Regions from separate parts of the Homo sapiens genome. Here all the other regions are linked to region 1. Evidence: chromatin loops called from intact Hi-C (ENCODE). Cell type or tissue: dorsolateral prefrontal cortex. All regions are shown on one strand. Region 1 overlaps LOC105374056 (a long non-coding RNA gene). Region 2 has its middle 290 kb from the start of LINC02024. Region 3 overlaps LOC124909415 (a long non-coding RNA gene).

Region 1 (8,000 bases):
ATTTTATTTTAGCAAGTAAGCCTGTATTGCTTACCCACTGTATCCCCAGCAGCCTGAAATATACTGTAAGTTGTACCTTTGAAATAGAATGAGTTACCATTGCTTTTATTGGACTTTGCTATTTAAAGTGGGAGAGAATTTCACAGAGGCTAAAGCATAGTCAACAAGTCTCACAGGAATTCAGACATAGATGTGGTTTTGTATGACTGGGAAAGGCTTCATGTAAAAGGCTGGACTCAAGCTGGATCTGAAAGATGAAGTGGATTTCCATAAATGTCCAACAGAGAATGCCTTTGGGAGATGCAGACTGTACAATGAGCAGATCAAATGGGGAAAAGGTTTTGCTGTATTTGGGGAACAGCATGGAGGACAGTCCCTTGGGCAAGAGAATCATGACCTTGTATAGTAGAGGATGAGACTCGCTGTAATGAACTGCTGTATCAAAGACAGGTAGAAGAGTTTTGAAGAAAACTCCAACCAACACAGGTATTTCAGGTGACACATATCTCTGTTTCTATTTTGTTTGCCTGCTAGAATAACCACACTCAGGTTATCGGGAACACAGAACATGGAGAGAGACTCTGAGCTCTTTAGCAGTTTTGCCATTACATTTAGGTTCTGCGCAGTGGCAGTGAAAGTTATTGTTAGGACTTTGTATTGGGGAAGAATCACTTGGGACTTGGGAGACTGGCCATATATTGCCCAGCATCCAACCTGCTATCTACCTTCCATCTTTGTCTTAAGTGCTTTTGAAAGTAGTTGGCCAGGAGACCATGGGATGGCCTGGGGACCATGGGAAGTTACTGTGGCTCAGTAGAGACAATTCAGATTTGCCTCTATTCAGCTGTAGTAACAGAGATCATTCAAATTGGTCTCTACTCAGCTATAGTAACCAAAACAGCATGATACTGTTGTAAAAACGGACACATAGACCAACAGAACAGAATAGAGAACCCAAAAACAAATTCATACATCTAGAGTGAACTCATTTTTGACAAGTGTGGCAAGAACATACATTGGGGAAAGGACATTCTCTTCAATAAAATGGTGCTGAGAAAACTGGATATCCCTATGCAGAAAAGTAAAAACCAGAACCCTATCTCTCACCATATACAAAAACCAAGACAATGTAGATTAAGGAATTAAAATCTAAGACCTCAGAGTATGAAACTACAAAAAGAAAATATTAGGAAAACTCTCCAGGATATTGGGCCAGGCAAAAATTTCTCGAGTAATACTCCATAAGCACAGGCAACCAAAATAAAAATAGACAAATGGGATCACGTGAAGTTAAAAGGCTTCTGCATAGCAAAGGAAACAATCAACAGAGTGAAGAGACAATCCACAGAATGGGAGAAAATATTTACAAACTATGCATCTGACAAGGGATTAATAACTAGAATAAGGGGCTCAAGCAACTCCCTAGGAAAAAATCTAAAAATCCAATTAAAAAATAGACAAAAGATCTGAATAGACTTTCTCAAAAGAAGACATACAAATGCCAAACAGGTATATGAAAAGGTGCTCGATATCATTCATCATCAGAGAAATGCAAATCAATACCACAATGAGACATGATCTTACCTCTTTTGAATAAAACAAGTTAAAACTTGTTTTATTCAAAAGATGAGCAATAACAAATGCTGGCAATGATGTGGAGAAAAGGGAACCTTTGTACACTGTTGGTGGGAATGTAAATTAGTACAACCACTATGGAGAACAGTTTGGAGTTTCCTCAGAAAACTTACAATAGAACTACCATAGGGTCCAGCAATCCCATGGCTAGGTATATATCCAAAAGAAAGAAAATCAGTGAATCAAAGAGCTGTCTGTAATCCCATGTTTATTACAGCACTATGCAGAACAACCAATAATTTGAAGCAATCTAAGTGCCCATCAACAGATGAATGGATTTTTAAAAATGTGGTACATATACACAGTGGAGTACTATTCAGCCATAAAAAAGAATGAGATCCTGTCATTTGCAGCAACATGGATGGAACTGGAGGTCATTATGTTAAGTGAAATGAGCAAGGCACAGAAAGACAAACTTTGTATTTTCTCATTTATCTGTGGGAGCTAAACGTTAAAACAATTAAACTCCTGGAGATGGAGAGTAGAAGGATGGTTACTAGAGGCTGGGAAGGGTAGTGAGGTGATGGGGAAGTAGAGATGGTTAATGTATACAAGAATATAGTTAAATAGGATGACTAGGATCTAGTATTTGATAGCACAACGGGGTAACTACAGTCAATAATAATTTATTGTACATTGAACAATAACTAAATGTATAATTGGATTGTTTGTAACACAAAGAAAGGATAAATGCTTAACATGATAGAGACTCCATTTATGCTGATGTGATTATTATACATTGTATGCCTGTATCAACATATCTCATGTACCCCACATATATATATATACACCTACTATGTACCCACAAAATTTAAAAATATAAAAATTTAAAAATATGGAGATCCATTCCTACTTGGTTCCAGATGAATTATAGTTCTCTGTGAGCCAAGAAACATCTATATAATTTATAGTCCATTTTGGCTTGCTTTTATAAAGAAAACGTTATTTTCATTCTTAAGAAAATACAGGCTGCATAACATGATGCAATAGTTGATGGAGGCAGTAAACTGTTTCAGTCCTTACTTTAAAACAACAGCAGCTACAAAAACTGGTCTCTACTCAGAAAGGTTATGTGTGGGAAGGGACCACCACTTGAGTTCAGAGGAAGGTTCATTTGCTAGGATTGTTGTAACCAAGTACCACAAACTGAGTGGCTTACATAACAGTAATGTATCGTCTGAAAACTCTGGAGGCTACAAGTTCAAAATCAAGGTCTTGGTAGGATTGGTCTCTTCTTAGAAATGTGGTTTGTAGATGTATTACTGCAATCTCTGCCTTCATGTTCACATACTGTTCTCTGTGTGTTTGTCTGTGTCCAAATTTCCCTTTTTTATAAGGACACCAGTCACATTGGTCACCCTACCCCAGCATACCCTCATCTTAACTAATTACGTCTGCAAAACCCTGTTTCCAAATAAAGGCACATTCTGAGTTGCTGAAAGTTAGAGCTGCAACATATGAATTATGAGGAGGGGAGACACAATTCAGCACACAACAGCAATGATAAACAATAGTGCCCCATCCTTTCCAGTTACCTTGGGGATGATACTTTTTTCTCTATAAGATACAGAAATTACAGGCTTATTGATTAATCTGATATGTTTTTAGTACTAATTTAAATTTATATTTGGGGGGATATGGGGGATTAAGAATATCTCCCAGCAAATTCCCTTTCTGTTAATCTCCCCCAGCTTGCAGTGACAGGGACGTTACTCTGGAAAGAGATGTACCTTAGGCTTTACCTATAACTGGGCACTGTCATGGCCGACTGTTTTCTCACCCAGTCAGACCCTCCAACAAATGCCATTTTGTTTGTAGTAGCAGGAAGAAATGGAAGGAAAGAAGGAAGAACTGAGGGAAAGGAGAAAAGGGTCCCTTTTTTCCCACAAGTAGGAACATAATGCCAGAGTGCCCTTCCCGACTCATTTCTGACCCACAGAGACTGCTGCAGCATCTCTGACCACAACTGTGTAACACCTAAAACAAGGGAGCCCATTCTGAATACTGTGGTGATAATTAGAAAGAAGGCATGGAATTTTCCAAGACATTAACATTGGCAAAATGGTTCTGAGTGTGCTTTGTGTAAAAGTAATATTTGCAAAACACATCTGTCTGTTGAATATTAGAGTCAAAACACGTGGCAAACATTTTCATGGTATTCCACCAGGGGGTGCTCCCCCCAATAGAAAGAAGCAAGAAAACTTGAAAATATGACTATTTGAACAGCCCCAAAGAAAACATTTGTTTCTGCCAAAATCATGAAAACAAACATTTTTTTTCTTTGGGAAACAAACATATTGGCTCATAAAATGAGGTTTGAAAAAAAAACAGCTTCTATAACATATATATGTACATATTTTAAACTTGCCTGAAGGAAGATAAAACAGTGCATTGACTGATGATAGGTTTGATTATTTAGAAACTAAGAAATAGATTCCCAGAGAGAGTTCTCAGATCATTTCCAGCTTAAGAACTTTTAGAACGTTAAATGCAAATGAAGAGAGAGAAGCCAATTCTCCTGACCCCTGTAAAGCTCTTAAAAACATGCACTCCTCATAATATAGACAGCCGAAACCCCTTAGAAACTATATAGGAGTTACTATTAAGAAGCAAGCATTCAAGGATCTGATATGGCCCAGACTCTATGAAGTGCCAGTTTGATAAGCCATGTATCTGAGGTCCTCCTCTTGAGAGTTTTTATGCAAATCACTAGAAGCCCTACTTTTAATTTACCAAGAACTAAGTTGTATGGTGTGAAGCTCAAGGAATTTACTCGAGACTCAAATATTTTAGAAATTTTTTCTTTCAAATATACTTAGATTTTACATTATGAACCTTGCTTTTATACAAATCACTTTTTTGTTATTTGAGGAACAAGATAACATTTTCTTGGCAGGATTACTATAGTCCCCCCAACAAGCTCTACCAAAGAAGATAATAGAACTTATTGAGCTTAAATGAATTATAGGAAAGTTCCTGAAAAGTCCAAGGTAAATGTGAAGAGAACCCGATTCTCTTAACCTCACCCAACCCAGCACTTGATTCTCCCTTGTTTCCTGGTTTTCATACACACACTGGGAAAGGAAAAGGAAGAAGAAACAAGGATGTCGTTATGGCTGAAGGAGCTTTGAGCTTCCTTTGCTCTTTATCGCAAAATGCATTGAATATTTCCCTCATTTCTCGTAAGCCTGTTACATTTAATCCTACTGCTTATTGATATAAGAAAACTAAAACCATCTCTACGTTTGCAAAAGCGTATTTTACAATTTCTAGAACATTCACAGCAGCCACAATGCCACAGTGAATTGCCTCAAAAAAACAATGCTGATTTCTGTTTTGGGCACATTATTTCAGAAAACAACTCACCAGCAAGATAGCAATTCTACACAGAATCGTTTATATCATTACGTGGAAGATTATAACCCTAAAAAATATTCCCCAATTTGTTTCTTTACTGAATTCTGCTTTCTAAAATCAAGACAAACAAATAGGTATCTAAGAGAATTAGAGTGGTAAGAGTGTGAGGCTTAATTCCATATTGCACGTGCATGATGCTCTGTTTTTTATAGCTCCTGCTTAAACAAGCTTGAAAATAAAGCCATGGATCGATGGCCTGAGATGTATCATTACGGAGAATGCAACCCTGGGATTAAGTTAACCAGCCATTCTTCCATGCCGTGAACAAAGCTTGTCCTGGGAATCTGAGACATATGTTGTGGCCTGGTATGGCCCTTCTATTGCTTGCACCCTGCTCTGTGGGCTATATCACCATGAGTCAGTGGGCTTGGCACAGAAAGGCACATTCCAGCTACAGACCGAGGAAGAAGAAAAACTTCACACAGAGAGAAGAAATGGCAGAAACTTTATTGCAGTAGGAAGAAAAATAGGAAGTAAGAGTTTTAAGTAATATTACATAGTCAACTAATGTTAATAACATCAGCAGCTCTCTTTGAATGACAACTATGTACCAGGCTCCTTTTATACATTATTTTTGACCCTCATGTAACCTTTATAAGTATTCACTCCATTTTGACAGATGATAACTGATGGCCTCAGGTTCTGTAACTTGTCCTAGAATCATGCAGCTAGTATGTGGCTGAATTTTATTTGAACCCAGGCTTCTCTGCCTTCAAAGCCCGTGTCAAGTATGTGTTATGTGGCACCATCATACAATTTTATGTTTTCTTGCAAGAGCAGCATTTCAATGAGTGGCTCAGTCACTTATTCTTTGTGTAACTCTAGGCAAGTTCACCTAACATCTCTTGGTGCTTGTTTTCTTATTTGTAAAATGGGGACAATAATATTACCTAGGGCATAGAGTTATGGTAAGAGTTAATGATTAAATATATATGAAGCACTTTTGAGAGTGCTTAGAACACACTAAGCACTAAATGAAACTTAGCTATTATAGTAATACTATTGTTGAAATTGAACATTAGTGAAAAGAGCTTCCCAGAGAATACTTCCAAAAGGGGTAATAACGTCTGAATTATAAGCTTCCGGAGAGCAGGTATAATCCTCTCGTGTATATGCTTATATGGGGAGGACAGTATAAAGAACGTGGGAGCACATCATTTACTCTAAACAGGCAGTTAACTGGATCAAGATAAAAAGAAATTTCAGGGATGCAGCTCTGATCTTCCAGGAATTTGGCCAAGTGTGTGCTGAGGTTTATTAAATGTTTTACTAACACGTGAGTTCTTGCCTTTTTTTCTGGCGGGACCTAATATATAGGCATCTTTTATTCTGAACCTAGGCAAGGGGAAGGAGAAAACCTCATGGCAAAATGGTGAGGAATTGTGAGACAGAAGTGTCATGGTCAGTCAATAGAAAAGAAAGAAAAAAGAAAAAAATGTTAGTACTATCATTTATTTATAATGTAAGTTTTGAGAAACTTCTCACAATTCATGTTGAGAGAAAAACACCTACCCTCTGACTTATCCATCTTTACTGCCACCCTTGCTCCCTGAACTCTGGTTCTTTGTTTACTCAAAAGGCAGCTGGCTTGACTAGCTTTCCTGATGTTTTCTTTTGAAAATAATAAAAGAAAAGAAAAATAAAGCAAAAGCCATTCTCCCAAGGCGATATCGGGAAGTGTCACTTACCTATCGCCTTTCTTCCTTTCTCTCTGATGTTTAAGTGGTGATGCTCAGGACTGGTAATGCTCCAGGAAGTGACCCTGCCCTCAGGCCCTCTCCCCTGCCTCAGGCAGCCTGACTCAGAAACTGTCCCCTAATCACCTCATCCTCAGTCACAGCTGAGCTCCCTGGTCACCTCTTTCCAGGACCCACAATTCAACCTTATCCTGCAGCAGCCATGACATTCTAGAAACCTCACACTCCTGCCTATGTGCGTGCCCTGCAATATTTTTTGCTATCCTGTAAGGAGACCACACGCAGGCTTATCTCTGAGATGCTCTAAATCTAACTCAATCTAGTCAGGATTCCAGTCGTCCCTCCTGATAGGTCTATATCACTGCAAGTGTGGATGAAAAACACAGACTGTCAGAACTGAGAGGATGTCTCTGTATCATCTTGTCTCACAGTCTTAAATTTCAGATGAGGAAACAGATGCCCACATCACTGTTAGTGGATGACTCCAAACAAGAATCCAGGCTTTGAAACATGATGCACTGTTTTTTCCTCTGTGTTACATGACACGACTCCAGGTTAATACTCTCTGATTTGTTTTGATACCTAGGACATGTTGCTGTCTGATGTATCTCATTTTTAATCCACAAATAATCACTGATTTTTCTCTCTCCTCAGTTTACCAGTGGGTAGACATGGGTGGAAATTTATGTGGTATAATTTCATAAATTCTAGGAAATTCCTGGTGAATATATTTCCAGGGAATGGCAAATTCTTGGGATTCCCTCCCCATCAACAAAAATGAGTCTTTCTAATATGTTCTTTACAAGCTGGATATTTGTAACTGTATGAACTATCATAGAAGTTTACATTTTAGGAATATAATCAAATAATAGAATAAGATGTTAATTAAATATTTTTTATTAAATAACTTTAGAAGTATAAATAATATCACCAGTAAATTTTTAGATTTGTTGGGAAACTGTGACAGTAAATTGTGTTCAGGTTCTCACAATGAAGTAATAGAGAAACCAAATATTCCTGGGTAGATACCCCTAACCTCTAAATTTATAGGATAATGATATGACAGTATATTTGCTATATAATGTACTTATTTAAAATAGAACAATTAAAGGAAAACAACTATAGCTTCAAGTGATGGTTCCCACATTTTAGACTGCATGAGAATAACTAGAATGATGCTGTTTAAACTCAGATTCTGTTCCCTGGTCTAGACCTACTAAATTATCATTATTGGTGGTGGGGCTCTGAAAT
Region 2 (8,000 bases), 130 kb after region 1:
TCATGCTTGTCTCGTTTAACTTTTATCACCAAACTAACTGGTATTTCAAGAAGTTATAAACCCAGTGGTTTCAATATTTTTGAAAGCAGATGTCATTTGTATACTTTAAAAAATCAAACTATAACAGCAACAAAACTTTTTGGCTTCTCATTTTGAGAGTTAATGAGAAAGGCAAAAGATTTATATGATCTAAAGAGAAATCAGAATATTGAGAGTTAAAGTAATAAAGCCAAATATGTTGGCCACACATAGTCATTACTCCTTGTAAAGGGAGAAGCCGGACCTAAAAATAATAATACTATAAGTAGATACTAGGTTAGGAAACTTGAAATCGACATTATCAGACCCACAGTAATATATTCTATTTTATATCATACTGTATCTGGGTCATCATACAATACCCAGAATAAATTTTTTGTCTTTGGAGAGCCACATTTAGGTCGGCCACTTTCCACTGGGATGCTAGATTGCTCCTGGGAACAAGCACACCACAGCAGGATGAAGACCAGAGTGGGTTTGGAAATAAAAGGAGAGAAAGGAATTGGATTCAGAGATAATACCCTCATCCTAACTTAAAATATGAAATGTCCAATAACTCCACAAAAATCTCCTAAAACCTAATAGCACTTCTAATAGCTCTTCTGAAATACCCATCCTCCCCTCAGGACCTAGCAATCTTGCTAGAGTTATGTGAAATATGTTTTCAAAAAGCATTGTCTAGACCAGCTCTTTTTCTACCTTTTCATTTCTGCACCACACCTTGTAAAATTGTTTCAGCTTTATAGCCCTGTCCTTGTAAATACATTCAACTCTCAATTACCCTCACCAATGAAGGGGAGCATTAGTGCAGATAATTGAAACTGGTAAATAATCTGCTCTATTGGGCTAGAGCCAGCTCCTCCTACCCAGGCTGAGTATTTTTTTGTGTGTAGGAAGAGGAGGAAAGGCCTCTGTTCTGAGAAAGAGCCTCAGCTGAAAAAGAGTTTTGTCTTCCACCTTTCTAGCTAGATTGAAGTCAGGTCTATACTGCCTAAAGACTTCTAAAGCATACTCAGAATCACTGCATGTCATACTACCCCAAAGACCTTTATGTAGATTGGAACGTTGGCGTATCAGAGTCAAGAATGAGCTGTATAAGAGCCAATGATGATTTTGCAAGTAAATATCAACTGGACATGCCAACTGCTATATAATTCTTAACAAAGCTGCGACTTAGTTCAGCAAGGAAATAGAAGCACAGTCTAGCATGCCTCCTAATTTTTACTTTGTTTTATTACTTTTCTATCACAGGATATCACAGGCAGCTATTGGTATTTAGGGCATTTTTCTCCTTGTGGAATGTCAACAGGGGCTATCTAAGTTTTAATATACTCTTTAAAAAATAATTAATATCACCAAAGTTCTCAAGACACAACAGCTTCTTTGTGAGAGGTTCTGAGTGGTGATGAGTCATAGAAGCAAAGATTGCTGATATGAAGTGATCAATTGGAGAATCATGAGTCAATCAAGTGGTTCTTCCAGGATCATAAACCCCGAGAGCAAAGCTCAGTCCATTGTAAAGATTATCACAGCCCTGAAACTGAGCTCATCCAGACATCACGATCGATCAGAATCTGTTACGTTCTCCCCAGCTGCTCTTTATCTGCTGCTGGACGATCCTTCTCTTTTTCCCATCGTCAACCAACTTCATTTCAGTTTTACACACCTTTCCCGTTTATTCTTTCTTGCTCCTCTTTTGGATGTTATCTTTTTGTTACCTTCCCTGATTCTCATTTGCTATTCTCCTCTTTCTTTTGTAAAATTCATTTCCTTACTAATTTACTCCCCAAATCTTAGGTTTAATACTTTCCTTAGCTTTCTACCCCAATATCTTCACTTTCTTTACTCCCCTCTGCCCTGACCTCCTGCATTCTGATTAGATGCCATATGTATAACAAGGTAGACAGATGCTTTGCTGTTAAGCTAAAGGGCTTTTTAATTTACCAGAACAGAAACCACGAGCTTTCTTTTTGTTTGGGGACATCAGCAGTTCATGGCAAAGGGCTTAGGAATACAAATGAGGGTTTTTCTCTTCAAGCAGCATGGAGTCTCAGCATGCCTCTCGTCCTCTCTCCTTATTTTACTTGATCTGCAAAGTAAAAATCTGCACATTTGATGGATTCGTAAATACCACTAATGACACTTAGATCTCCGGACACACAGTGCTTTAAGCAGTAGGGGCAGCCAGCCACGCAGCCTATGTCTGTGACTGTCAATGCATTTTACCTATTATCTCTCTACATATTCTTTTTTAAATCTGTGACCATCAACAGTGTTTATTTTGATGGGTTTCTCAACTTTGCCTAAACTGAAAGTGTTTTGTTTTTCTCTGGCACTCTGTGTGTAATCAGAGATGGCTTGGGTACACAGAGAAGGCCCACAGACAGCCTATCAGACCACAGAGCCAGAACATGCCTGTGGTCTGACAATCACCCTGTAGGGTTCTCCCAGTGCTAACTCTGATCCAAGAGAAAGGAAGATGAGGAGAACAGCCAGCAATTTTAGGACAAGGCCACACAGACAAAAACTGCTGTGACTCCAGAGTGTGTCTGGAGAGGAGGCTTGCAATGAAAGGCAGCTTTTCTCTCTCTTTGGGGTAGAGTGCTTCACCTGCCACAGTGATGGTGCCCCACTGCTGACTGTCCAGCAGGTAATAGCATGGGGTTCAGAAGAAGGCTGCTATGGAAGCAGAGGTATCTGTCTATGCCACACCTAGAGCCCTTCACAAGGAGTGTGTATCCCCCAGTCACCAGGAGCTACAGCAAAACAAGTGCTCAACAAATAATCCACAGCCATGAATTTTAAAATATCTTATGACATTGTTCTTGACTGTAGTTTTGCTCCTGTAGACATTTGTAACATGACTTTGTGACTTTGCACTTAGCATTGGTAATGTGTTGTCTTTTTTTTTTTTTTTTTTTTTTTTGTTACTGTATGGATTTCCCAAAAAGCCCTCGAAGGGAAATAGAGCAAGTAGTAGTTTCCATATTTTACAGATGTGGAAACTGAGGAATAGGTGAGGCAGCATCCTTTCCACACAGAGGCACTCAAAGAAATGATTACAATTGAACAGCCAGTCACATTCCTTTTTTTTTTTCCTTACAGGGGGAAAAAAGAGTTGATCTTTTCCACATGAATGAGATTGGACACTCTCTCAAGCCAAGTGCTGTGGGACTCAGACAGAAAGGGCCACCTGTTATGGAGGTGACTTAGGTCAGGAGATAATTCTCAGCTGTTCAAACAAATAAACTTCAACACCACAGGTCACTTCCTTTACCTGCTCTTTGTGTCCGCAGCACCCTGCCGTGCCGCCAAGCCATTTACCCCTTTTAATTGAGCAGACGTGGCTTTTTTTCTGCCTGTGCTTTTTTCTGGCTTGTTACTGCCATGGCTAACAATTAACACTATGATAAAAATGAATGCTTGCTACATATGCCAAATGATATTACCAACAAGGGGGCTTGTGTGAGAACTCGCAGGTGCTGTGTAAATCCAATTTGTGGGACTCAGACTGCCCAGAATTACACAAAGATAGCAGGGACCGCTGCCCTCATGGAACTTGGCAAAGCACACTGCACAAAGGAATAGATAGCTATTGTGTCTCTCACAAAGAACGCTCTCTGGTCAGTCAGAAGGCCCAGAAAATCAGTCCTTCAGTTTTCTAAGACAAGCAGAATATATGATGTGGAAATCTCCAGCTGTGTGGCCAGGGAAGTCCAGAAACTGGACCTGCCTAGGGGGCAGAGTAAGATGCATTCTCCCCGGGAGCCGGCAGTGTCCCTATGGAGCAGAACCACCGAGTCACAAAATTCTCAATTCTCAGCTCGCTAAGCTATTCTGGTCGCTTTGAGTTAGCTATCTCCTTACTGTTCCTCTCCAAGAAAGCTTCTTCCACCCCCACACACTTCAGAACTTCTGTTCACTTTCAAGTTTCTTTCTTTTTTTTTTTTTTTTGTTCTTTTGTTAAGATCATTTCTCTTCAAGTCTTTCAAAGCTTCTTTGAGGGTTCTCAGAAACACAAAGCACTCCTTTTGGATTGTATTCCTGGTTATTTCAAGGAAGTGGCTGAGAATAAGATACGTGTGTGCCTGTGTGCACACAGCCCCCTGCATCCAGAGCATGCGGACCCTGGCCTGTGAGTGTGCAGGGGCATCCCTGATTGATCCAGGGCAGATAACCTGTGGAGTCTAAGGCAAGATAGGTTTTCATTCTTGCACTGCACTTGTTTGTCTCTGTAATTGTGTAAAAGTTGTACCGCCAATCTTCCTCCCTGTGAGGTCAAGATAATATATTGCTCTCCTCACTTCATTTTTTTTTTTCACAGGTGAAAGGACTATGGACTATAAATTCTGGCAACTATATTGCCTGATCTTTAAATATCCTATGCATAAGCACATAGCGCTTAAACACACTTCCTTGGATCCTCAACACACCCATTCTACGCTTCAATTCTACACTTAAGTGGGTGTGTCGGGGATCCAAGGAAGTGTGTTTAAGCACTCTGTGCTTATGCATGGAATATTTCTGGAACTCCAGCCCCACCACTTACAAGCCATGTACCCTGTTTCCTCCTATAAAATGGATAATGTGATACTATCCACTGCATAGGATTATCAGGAGAGTTAATGAGCAGATCTAGAAATAGCTCTCAGAACAGTGTCTGGCATCTTAGTATAGCCCCATACATGTGAACAATGATGTTATTCCTCTTCGGACAACTTAGATCCAGCCTCACAAGTCTTTTTCATTCTTTCAATACAGCAAGGTTTTCTCTATCTCAGGACACCAAGGTCTTTTCACTTGCTGTGCCCTCTATTCCGACGGTTCTTTGATTGCTCACTGCCCCCATCCCAACACCATCTCATGTTCAGTTTTATCTCATCCTTCAAATCTTACCCAGAGGAGGGCCTTTCCTGACCATTGAGTCTAAGCTACATCGGCTTTCCTGCTATCCTCTGCCTCAGTATCTTGTTCATTGTTTATAGTACCTGCCAAAGTTTAAAATGATTGTTTATTTCTTTAAATGCGTATGGTCTTTCCCAGTTGATTGTGATAGCTTTGTGGGCAGTGACCATGTCTGTCTTATTAACTATTGGATTTCCTTCACCAGTTCATTAACCCAGAGTATATTAATTTAGGGTTTACTTAATGCCAGACACTTTCCTAGGCACCATTAGATATAAGAATGAAACAAACAAACAAACAATCCCTGCCTTCATGGAGGTTACAGTTTAGTTGGAAACATAAAAAATAAACAAATAAGAAAAATATATAGTATGGTACATATTGGTAAGTGCTAAGGGGAACAAGAAAGCAAGAAAAGGGGACAGGGAACATAGGGGGAGGGGCTGCAATTTTAGATAGGGACTCCAGGAGAGGTCTTACTGTGCCTAGGGGAAGGAGGGGAGAAACCGGTGGAGAGAAGGGCAGCCACAGAGGCTCTGAGGTGGGAGCTTACCTGGTGGCTTTGAAAAATAAGGAGGAAATCTTTGAGGTATAGTAGAGCAAGTGAGAGGAGACTAAATGAGGATGGGTTCAAGAGATGCTGGAGGATCATGTGTGGCAATGTATGAGGACCTATGCTTTTACTCTGCATGAACTGAGGAGCCTTGGAGAAGAGGATTGAATGAATGACTTAGTTTGTAACAGGATCATTCTGACTGCTGAGTTGAGAATAGACTGAAGAAGGGCTAGAACAGAAGCTGAGAGACTAATTAGGAGACTGTTTCAATAATCTAGAGGTAAGATAATAGAAACTCAATAAGTACTTGCAAGTAAATAAATACTCTTAGAAGACTACGAGTCTCTATGGGTTAGTTTGGGTATTGGCACACTGAGGTTCTGAAACCAGGGCTTCTTATACACCCTTGTGTTTCTTTGTATTCCACTAATAATATATGACCTATCCCCATCACCCTCAAAGCTGCAAAAGAGAAAATGTTGGCGATGATGGATAAAGCCAGAGAGAGTTATGATGTAAGACATTCAGCCAGTGTTGCTCTAAAGCAGTGCCTGCTTTTGATCTGTGAAACAGGCATTTCTTTCTCCTTCATCACTTAGAAGCAAAATGAGCATCATTTTCAATACAGAGAAAAAATAGGGAGACAAAAAGAACTGGAAAAAAAGGAACAAGAAACTTCCGTCAGCATGTAGAGTGTCAGCAAGAGCCATTGGACATCAGGGTTCTGATTCAGGTGAACTGGTCTTTTTACTTTCTTATTCTTTAACCCAAGGGGAAATCTCTTACAGTTTTTACTGCTTATGCATGGCTTTTCTAGCTTCATAAGAATTTGCTAAATATTTAACTACTAGCATTTGACTCTAGTCAATAACAACAAATTCAAGAATAACTAGGTCTTTGAGACTTCTAGACCATAAATTCATTTTAAAATAATTATTGGCAAGTGGAGAAGATCCAAAACTCCATTTAGATAAGAATATTTATTTTATCTGATGCGATTTTTAAAAAGTTCTTTAGGGTTTTATAAAATTAAGTGGTAAATACACAAAGTCATCTTAAAAGGAAAAAAATAATGCAAAGATAACTATGTACTATTTTTTAATTTATGCAACATCTCTGTGACTACATTAATAAAACCTACCATATTCATTGAATACAGACTTTCTCACCTCCAGTTTTTCTCTAGAGTTAAGAGAAGAAAAGCATCCATAGGAAGTGTGTTGGCAGGTATGGAAAAAGGAGGGAGTGCAAAATAGCTCCCTGAATTGATTGCCAAAGATGAGTTGAATCTAATCTTTGCTCCTGTGTTCTGTAGCACAGAAATTTTATTTTGGATTAGAGTAAAGCTTTCTGGGCTGAAAATCATATTTTAAGGTAAAGAATGAGATCTAAAAATGTTGTTCCTGCCAGTATTGGGAGAAAAAAATTTTAAAGGCAAATTTGAGCCTTTAAGCCCTGAATATCAGAAAAATTTCTTCTATTAAATATACCTTTATATTTACAGGTAGTGCATTGGAAAGGTCATGGTTCAATGGTATATTAGAACACAAGAATAGACAACCTTACTCCAATAATCTCACAGTTTTTATTAATTCAGTCTTCCTCAAAAGACTTGGGAACATTTCCTAAATCTTTCTTGTTCCCATTTATTTTCCATCAGCATTGGTACCCATTTACTAGAAGACGGTGATAGGTTGTAAGACTGTTCTCTGTGGAAATGACTGAGCACTACTCCAATGTTGATGATGTTTCTGCCAAGCCCCCATATGTCTTAAGTTTCCCGAATGGACATATAAAACATAATATATAGTTCTGTTGTTTCTTTCAAAAGCCTGAACTTGCAAAATATTTCTGGTGGTAAGCATCTCACAGGTCAGTACTCAGTCCCATTCTGACTACTGTAGGATATTTAAAGATCTGAAATAGCAGATAAGTGTAGGGAAAGCAATGCTTAAGAGGAGAAAGCTTAGTATAAAAGCAGACGATGAAATAGACATGAGGACATCTAGAATGAGCAGCAAGTAAGAAAGAAGATAGGAAAGTAATAGAGATTTTTAAAAATTTGCTTTTCCATCACTCAACATTTTCTGAAAGTGTTAGCTTACTGGGTCAGTTGCTGAGCTCCTTTGCCAAAAACCAAACAGAAAAAATACAAATAAACTATAAAAGAAAGATGAAAAATGTATTTCAAAGAAAAGAAAGTCAGGGATAAAACGAAGTAGCAGTTTGTAAGGTAACAAAACTGCAAGACACAGGCAATCTGAGGGAGAGAGAGAGAGATGCATATAGCGAGAAAAACTGAAAATCAAGGAAAGAGGAAGAGGGACCTCTAAAAAGAAGCAACAGATAGAAAAATACAAGAAGGACAGAGACACTTAAGACAGCTGGGAAGAGCTTGAGAAAAGTCACACATGCCCTGTGGGCTTCCAGCTACACAAGAGCTGCAGTGGACTGTCAGGGCAGATAAACAGTGGAGAGTGGAATGGAATACAATTTACAA
Region 3 (8,000 bases), 470 kb after region 1:
GAAGTAGAGAGTATGAGCTGTGCTGAGAAAGAGAAAAGCAAATAACTTGATAGGCTGAGTAACATGGCTAATATGACCTAATATACCATTTGTTGCCTAAGCCATTGTGTTTACTCTCAAAAGCCTACCTCTTTTCAGTCCTAGGACTGCAATGCTAGCAGATCCACTACCCTCCCAAATCTTGGTTCATAATCAGCTTCCCCTGAATGATTTAAAGAAAGACAAGTAATATAGAATAAGCACCTGATACATAGAAGCCAAACTTACTTTTGAATAGGGATGTCCAGGCAAAGATAGCCAGCAAAGATTCAAGTTGCAGTGTTAGGAGTGAGATCAGGGTAGCAGGTATGTACCTAGATTTAATCAAAAGAGAAATGATAGTTGAAGTGATAAGAAAAAGCAGGTAACTGAGGAAATACACTGTAAAGGGAAAATATACAGCTCATCGTTTAAGCCTCCAAGTTCAGTGGAGAGAAGAAGGAAGAAGAGTCAATGACTGAGATGAGGTGGAAAGAATCAGAGTTAGTAGGAGGAGATCTAGAAGAGTCAGCAAAACAGAAGCCCAGAGAGGAGGGATTCAAACATGGGAGGGATGAAGGACAAGCCGAAAACAGCAGCCAGGTCAAGGAGAAATGGATAAGAAAATTCATTTGTTTGAAGATCCGTTTGATCTCTCTCATATATATGCTTATATAATATAATATATAAAAATACAAAATTATTAATATATACACACATACATATACATAAACACATGTACTTATGTGTATATATATTTATGTATATGTATGTATATGATTTATTGAGATATAATTCACATACCATGTAATTCACAATTGGTACACAGTTCGGTGGTTTTGAGTATATTGACAGAGTTATCTAACCATCACCAATCTATTTGCCTGTGTGATAAGATAATTGATGAGATGATTGCTGTAAACCTTGGGAAAAGCAGTTTCTGGGTAATAACTAGGAGTGGGGCAGTTATCGAGAAATTAAGAAAGAGTGAGTAATGAGTGATGAGTACCTGGAGTCACTAAATATTTGGTTCTTTTCTGAAATTCTGAAAAGAGTGAGACAAGGATAGTAGTCAAGGGATATCTGAGTCAAAAATGGATTTGCTTTTGTTACTTTGGGTTTTTCTGTGTGACCAGCTCTTGTTTGTTTAAGAAAGGGAGCAAGCACAGAAAGAAGACAAGTGTACTTCCCTTTCGCATTGTAGAAAGTGAATGTGGAGTTGTACAAGACAGTGTTTGATGGAATGAAGCAATGAAAGAAGCAGGGTAGAGGGAAAGTAGTTAGAGCTTTAGGTCTTAAAAGGAACAAAGCCCTTAACTATTTAGAAGTTGTGAAGAGGGCCACCTTAAGTTTTTGCAAATTGAACTCTTTATGCTGTATTAAAGAATATGTTTTCATAACAACTTTTTTTAGGTCTCATCAGATGATGCGTGAGAGAAGACAGGGTGAGAAAAGACAGGGCTCTTGGCAAACCATGAAGTGTAAAGTAGCAACCAATTACTGAGAACCTACAATAAGCTAGGATGGTGCTAGGTGCATTACAGACATTTAAAAACAAACAAAGGGGTTGTTTCCAAGCTGAGTTCCCTGGAATCTTTTTGAAGCCCAGCGTTTAATCTTTAAAGTGAAACCTAACTTATCACTAATCAAATATCTACCAATCTAAAAGTCATATAATATGTTAGATATTGCTGTATATGCCAGCTCATATAGTTTAAGGCTCAAAAATTCCCATTTTACCTTTAAAGTAAACTTTCTGAGATTAATTGTCAAGGCCACGCAATTAATAAGCACTCAGTCCGAATCATACTCATTCGCCCTCTTCTTTTCACAAGGCTACACCATGAAGGTCAACAATTATTTTACATGATTGCTTTGAGCACTAAATGAGTTTGAGGGATGTCTTTCCTAGAATCCATCCTTATTCTCTCCTCATTCTTTCCCTATCACTGAAGCATTAACACTTCTCTTTTGTTTTCTTTTTATCTTTGTGCCTACCTTTCTAGATGTGTGGCATTTCAATTCTCTCTAACTCACTGACTGTTGTTGACTTTCTGGTTCACTCATGTCTTTCTTTCATTTCTCTCTTTTTTTTTTTTCTGTCTTCTCTCCTGAATACTGAAATTCTTCTCTAATATAGGAATATTATGACTTTGTGTTTGGCCCCAACTCTAATTGTTCTAGAATTTTAGGAATTTTAGTAGTGGTATATCAGAGAGGTGCTTGCTCTATTTATTCTAAATATTTTTTAGCAAAACCAAACACAGGCTGGGGGCAGAAGAGAAACTTGAATCAAACAAAAGCCTCAGCAAACATTTTTTCAGAGTTAATTTGAATTATTTAAAATGGATTCCTGGGGAAGTGGCATTTTGTCAACATGCTTAAAAATGTATATTCAAGGATGTTGTAGTGTATTGGGACTAATATATTCTCCGTATCATGAAGCGTTGCAGCATTTAGTTGAACATTTCCATAATGTTGCCAGCACTTCTTTATTTCACTTGAGAAGTAGGGAAAAATAATGTTTTAAAAATATTTATTGTTAGATTTAATTATACTCCAGACACATCTTAGTTGTTTGGATGGGATTGTGACATTGTGTATTGCAAAACCAATCACTTTATAAATTATCCTCATTTACATTGTATAGTTTTATGAATTTGATTATTAGTACAGAGAGTTCATTCCTTTAAAAGTAACAGTTCTTTCGGTTTACACTCAAACAAAGAAGTGAGATTTTTGTAATTACCCTTTTTTCTTAAAAAAAGATATTTTACAGCCTCTGAGCTGTGAAATATGGGGATCTCATTAGTTGCACTGAGATTTCCCTGTTACCACTCCAGCTGTTGACTATTTACTACGGGAGCTGGTGCTAGTGGTAGGCAGAGAAAAATGCTCATTTAGTTAGAGCTTTCCAGGTGAAGCGTTCTTTGAGGTTGATTTGAACATTTGCCTATAATGAGCAAAAGCTATGCATTATTCAAATCATGAAAAACTACAAGAATCTTCCCAAATTGTTCAGTGTTTTGTCAAATAAAATAAGTGCTAGTATTTAGAGGAAAATTCCATTACACTAATTAACTTAAAAAATTCATTAGCTAACACATGTTTTATTTAAATGATAAATACTAGGAAATCCCATATCTCACTGTTTATAGACACATTTTAGCACATTTGTGATTATTTCACTCATGGACAAACTAAGCTGTTGTTTACAGTTGTAATTATTATATAATCTAGCTTTCAAAGTCTCAACTGCATCTTAAATTATCATAAAAACAGTTGTCTATATCCCATTGACCTCTGGGGACATATTTTGTGAATGGTATTATTTTCTTAATGTGAAGTGATGTGCTGTGGTGGCTAAAGCCCCAGCTCTAAGAAAGACAAATCTGGGTTCGAATCCTTGATTAAGCACTTAAGAGATAAGCAAATTCAGCAAGTTGTCTGACCTCTCTTAGTCTATTTTGTCACTTGTTATGCAGGCCCAGTGATCCTAGTAAATGGATTGATTGATTCATGTTAATTACCTGGGTCATTAATTAATAACTTTACTCAGAAGTGGCATATCTATGTAAACTGTGTGGTAGAATAAAGGGTGACCTTTTTATTCCATTTTTCTTTGTATTTTCTAATTTTTCTCATATTAAATATAATTTTTTAATCAGCAAAAATAAAGATTATACAAAAGTACATAAGAGGTAATAGATACTAAGGAATTATTTTGAAAGGCAGGATAAAATAATTAAAGAATTTATCAAGGGAAAGGGTGATCTAGTCTGTGTCTATCCACTGCCTTCCCCTTCACCTCCCAACTGAAACCTCTGGAAACAGGTTCTGCCATCCGCTGGCACACTCCTAGGATTTCTGTTTGCATAGCCAAGAAGTGCAAGAGCCATGTTGCGAGATTTTCAATTTGATCGTCTCACATGAGGGTACCAGTGTTTTCAGACTGGAAACAGCATGTTAGTACACTTTGGCAATAATGCATTAAATACAGATGGGTTTGTTTTTAGCCAAATATGTATCATACAGCCAACAGCTGTTTAGATATTGCCAACGGTCTGTTTAGTACACAGAGAGACTGTGGGTTTCTTTTCTACTCAAGAAAATCTAGTGAACCTATGTAAAATCTCCACAACCGTGTCCAGTTGGCTACAAAACAGGAGACAGATCATCAGCACACTGACAAAAGCCTGCAACGATTTCTTTTTACTCCCAAATTTTATTATAATGAGGACAATTAGCATATCTTAAATCTATCTAAGTAATAACACAATCCCAGCTCTTTCAATAGATAAAGAATCCCTTATGATCTCAGCAATAATCCAATTAATGATAATGTTTGGTATTTTTTAATGTTTTCTTTAAAAGTATGAAGCACTGAGGAATATGCAGAGCCCTAGAAACATAGGACATCGCTGCTCCTGCCCACATCTCCCTCAAGTGTGAGAAGCGATGAGCATATGAAACATAGTATTTCTCATTGCCTAAGATTTTATTTTAATTACTATTAAAGACATCCAGATACAGAATTAAAAGACCATATGTATTATCTGAAAAGTGAAAAAACAAAACGGTATTTTATTCCATCAAATTCATGGCTGATTTAATAAAGGACTGTCACAATATAAACAAGCCAAACAAAATACAATTTTATATGTTCAAGAGCTCCCCTCCCCCACTCCCTTTTGTAAACATTGTTTTTGCACTTGAAGCAAGGGAAAACATTTATTTACACTCAGGATTTTAGGGATACTGCCACCATGTGGTAGTAAAGAAACATCTCATCAACTCCAATAATTTTTTTACTCCATGACCATATATTTCTATTTCTTAACAAATATAATTCTTTCACTTAAATGGATAAAGCTACAATACTTTAAGCAACCACCAAAAGTAATGCATTTGTCAACCTATAGGAAGAAACTAAGGCAAAATTAATATAAGTAGAGAGTTTATTTGGGCCCAGGTTTAGAACTGCAGCTCAGGAGTCACCAATTCAAATTGCCCTGAATATATGCACCAATTAGCAGCAGTTACAAGTGGGTTTTTAAAGAGAAAAAAAGAAGTTAGGGGATAGTTTCTAAGCTGTTTACCAGAAGTTTATGTTGGTTCATTAAAATAACATCAGCTATTGATTGGCTATATATTGTTTCTTATATTATAAATTTCAGGAACTTGAAGATAGTGGTTGAGGGTCACATTGTGTAACTTGTAGTAACATTTGAAGAAATTTATCAGCTAGTCTGGAAACTACAGGAAAGAAAGTAAAAACAAAATACCTTTCAGCAATTACCCCTGGGCATGGTTGCAAAGGATGTGACTGAATCCTCAAGCTCCTGTTTCTCTGGGCCTGATAAATTTTGCAGACCTCACATTCTTCAGACTGCTCCAAGTCACTTTTCTTTCTCACATCTTAAATCAGTTTAAAATCATAGAGGAGAATTAACTCTTATAACGCTTGCAGAGATGATCCAGATTTTGTGGGTCCTAAGATTTGGAAAATTGGGGGGATGTCTTCTTTTGAGAAATGTCTATACAAATCTTTTGCCTTTTTTGATTGGGTTATTAGATTTTTTCCTACTCAGCCGTAAAAAAGAATGAGATCCAGTCATTTGCAACAACATGGAAAGACCTGAAGATCATTATGTTAAGTGAAATAAGCCAGGCACAGAAAGACAAACATCACATGTTCTCACTTATTTGTGGAATCTAAAAATCAAATCAATTGAACTTATGGACATAGAGAATAGAAGGATGGTTACGAGAGGCTGGGAAGTGTAGTGGTGGGGGCGCTGGGGGAAGATGAGAATGATTAATGTGTGCAAAAAATTTAGAAAGAATGAATAAGACCTATTTGATACCACAATAGGGTGACTATAGTCAATAATAATAATAATATATTTTAAAATAACTTAAAGAATGTAATTGGATTGTTTGTAACCCAAAAGATAAATGCTTGAGGGGCTGGATACTCCGTTCTCCATGATGTGCTTATTTCACATTGCATACCTGTATCCAAACATCTCATGTACACTATGCATACATGTACCATGTACCCACAAAAAAATATATTTAAAATAATTTTTAAAAAAATTTTTAAAGAAGAAAACAGGCTGGGCATGGTGGCTCATGCCTGTATTCCCAGCACTTTGGGAGGCTGAGGCAGGTGGATCACCTGAAGTTGGGAGTTCCAGACCAGCCTGATCAACATGGAGAAACCCCGTCTCTACTAAAAATACAAAATTAGTCGGGCATAGTGGCACATGCAGCTACTCAGGAGGCTGAGGCAGGAGAATTGCTTGAACCTGGGAGATGGAGGTTGCAGTGAGCTGAGATTGTACCATTGCACTTCAACCTAGGCAACAAGAATGAAATTCCATCTCAAAAAAAAAAAAAAAAAAGAAAAAGAAAAAGAAAAAAACAAAACTTGAGCTCTTAAGAATACAAAATTAAATACAAAATTATTTATAAAAGGGAATAATATTTATTTTGAATTAGAAATCAAATAACCACCAATCACTTCAGGCTTGGAGATTCTTATCTCCTATTTCTGAAATTTCTAGACATTTTCCCCAAAAAACTCATTGAGAAATACTTCCTCTTTGCAACTTGGGCTCCCTGCTCCTCTTCACTTACTTGATAATACCATACAACACCCAGCATTCATTGGGGTCTGTATTAGTCTGTTCCCATGCTGCTAGTAAAGGCATACCCAAGACTAGGTAATGTATAAAGGAAAGAGGTTTAATTAACTCACAGTTCCACATGGCTGGGGAGGCCTCACAATCACGGTGAAAGGCAAAAGAGGAGCAAAGTCACGTCTTACATGACGATAGGCAAGAGGGCATGTGTGGGGGAACTTCCCTTTATAAAACCATCAGATCTCTTGAGACTTATTCACTATAATGAGAATAGCATGGAAAAAAATCACCCACGTGATTCAGTTACCTCCCACCAGGTCCCTCCCGTGACACATGGGGATTATTACAATTCAAGGTGAGATTTAGGTGGGGACACAGAGCCAAATCATATCAGGGTCTGTGCAAAGGGAGAGCTTGGAAGCTTAAGTCTTATTAGCTTTATGACAATCTCATCAAAAGGTAATTTTTGGCATTTCTTAGGATTTGCTTGCAGCTGTGAGGCTGTCCTATAAAATGAAGACAAGCAACTGTCTATATTCCTTCTCAACTCCAAAATACTTTTATAACTTTCTAGCTAACCCAAAAGCATTGTTATTAAATATTTACAGTAATCTCATGTTTTAAAGATGTTAAACATCCCTGGTAATTATTCCTTTGTTTCTAGTCTCTGGGCATTTCAGTATCTCTTAATGTGGCTGCCTCCTCACATAATTCTCCCCTTTGCTGTCTAGCCAGGAAGGACTGCTTCTCTTTTCAAACCAATAGAGCATCACTAAACTGCCTAGCTCTTACCTGCAGGGCTAAGGAAATCTGTAAGGACACTGATTGGAGAGGAAAAGCCATTGAAAAGGTAGGAGCAAGAGGGAGAAAGCAAAGCTCAGAACTTTCTGGAAAACATAAGTTTGCATCTATCTGATTACTGGTATTTTTCTTTAGATGTTGAAAATCTTAAATAAAGACAAAATATTTTGTTGGTTAAACGATTTCTTAGGTAAACATAGCAAATATTCTCAGTCCTGGTGTAGGTTATATTTTTCTACACAATAGAGTAGACACTTGAAATTTCTCTGTGGAAGAAAACCTGGAAACAAATTAGCTTTTAATCATGGGCTTTTTGAAATCATCAATTTTGTTATTAGACCTTTTCTCCCTCCTACTCTTCCTTTATCTTTTTTCTGCCCCATCACATCCCTGCTTTAAATGCTGTCTTAGGATCATATAATGGGACCCCTCCTAAGATATGTGTAAGCCAAACACATGAATTTGGAATAGGAGTTTATTCTTTCAGTGTCCCATTGTAAACAGAAAGGAGATGGGGGGAGAAAAAAAAAAAGC

Evidence for each region. Hi-C counts contacts between places; a loop is a spot of excess contacts. Peaks named below come from ENCODE experiments on the same cell type or tissue, not always from the same donor. Only the 100,000 strongest peaks of a DNase experiment are listed, where the experiment ranks them.
Region 2: it touches region 1 in a loop (4-fold over the local background); 8 of 110 quality-filtered maps call a loop at or near these places.
Region 3: it touches region 1 in a loop (3-fold over the local background); 9 of 110 quality-filtered maps call a loop at or near these places.

The regions. Positions count from the first base shown.
Region 1 is chr3:117,522,475-117,530,474 of GRCh38, reverse strand. All of the region lies in intron 2 of LOC105374056 (a long non-coding RNA gene), which reads right to left. Among named protein-coding and RNA genes, the nearest start is that of LINC02024, 160 kb to the left of the region's middle. In dorsolateral prefrontal cortex, a CTCF peak has its summit at 3,791 (motif pointing right); a DNase peak (open chromatin) is centred at 3,804; H3K27ac peaks cover 622 bases.
Region 2 is chr3:117,394,027-117,402,026 of GRCh38, reverse strand. No RefSeq gene overlaps it. Among named protein-coding and RNA genes, the nearest start is that of LINC02024, 290 kb to the left of the region's middle. RefSeq lists enhancers at 1,413-2,112, 2,113-2,813. In dorsolateral prefrontal cortex, a CTCF peak has its summit at 3,755; a DNase peak (open chromatin) is centred at 3,666; H3K4me3 peaks cover 2,252 bases; H3K27ac peaks cover 6,044 bases.
Region 3 is chr3:117,056,017-117,064,016 of GRCh38, reverse strand. All of the region lies in intron 1 of LOC124909415 (a long non-coding RNA gene), which reads left to right. Among named protein-coding and RNA genes, the nearest start is that of LINC00901, 140 kb to the right of the region's middle. In dorsolateral prefrontal cortex, CTCF peaks have their summits at 4,579 and 4,782 (motif pointing left); no DNase peak of the experiment used is centred here; H3K4me3 peaks cover 852 bases; H3K27ac peaks cover 4,959 bases.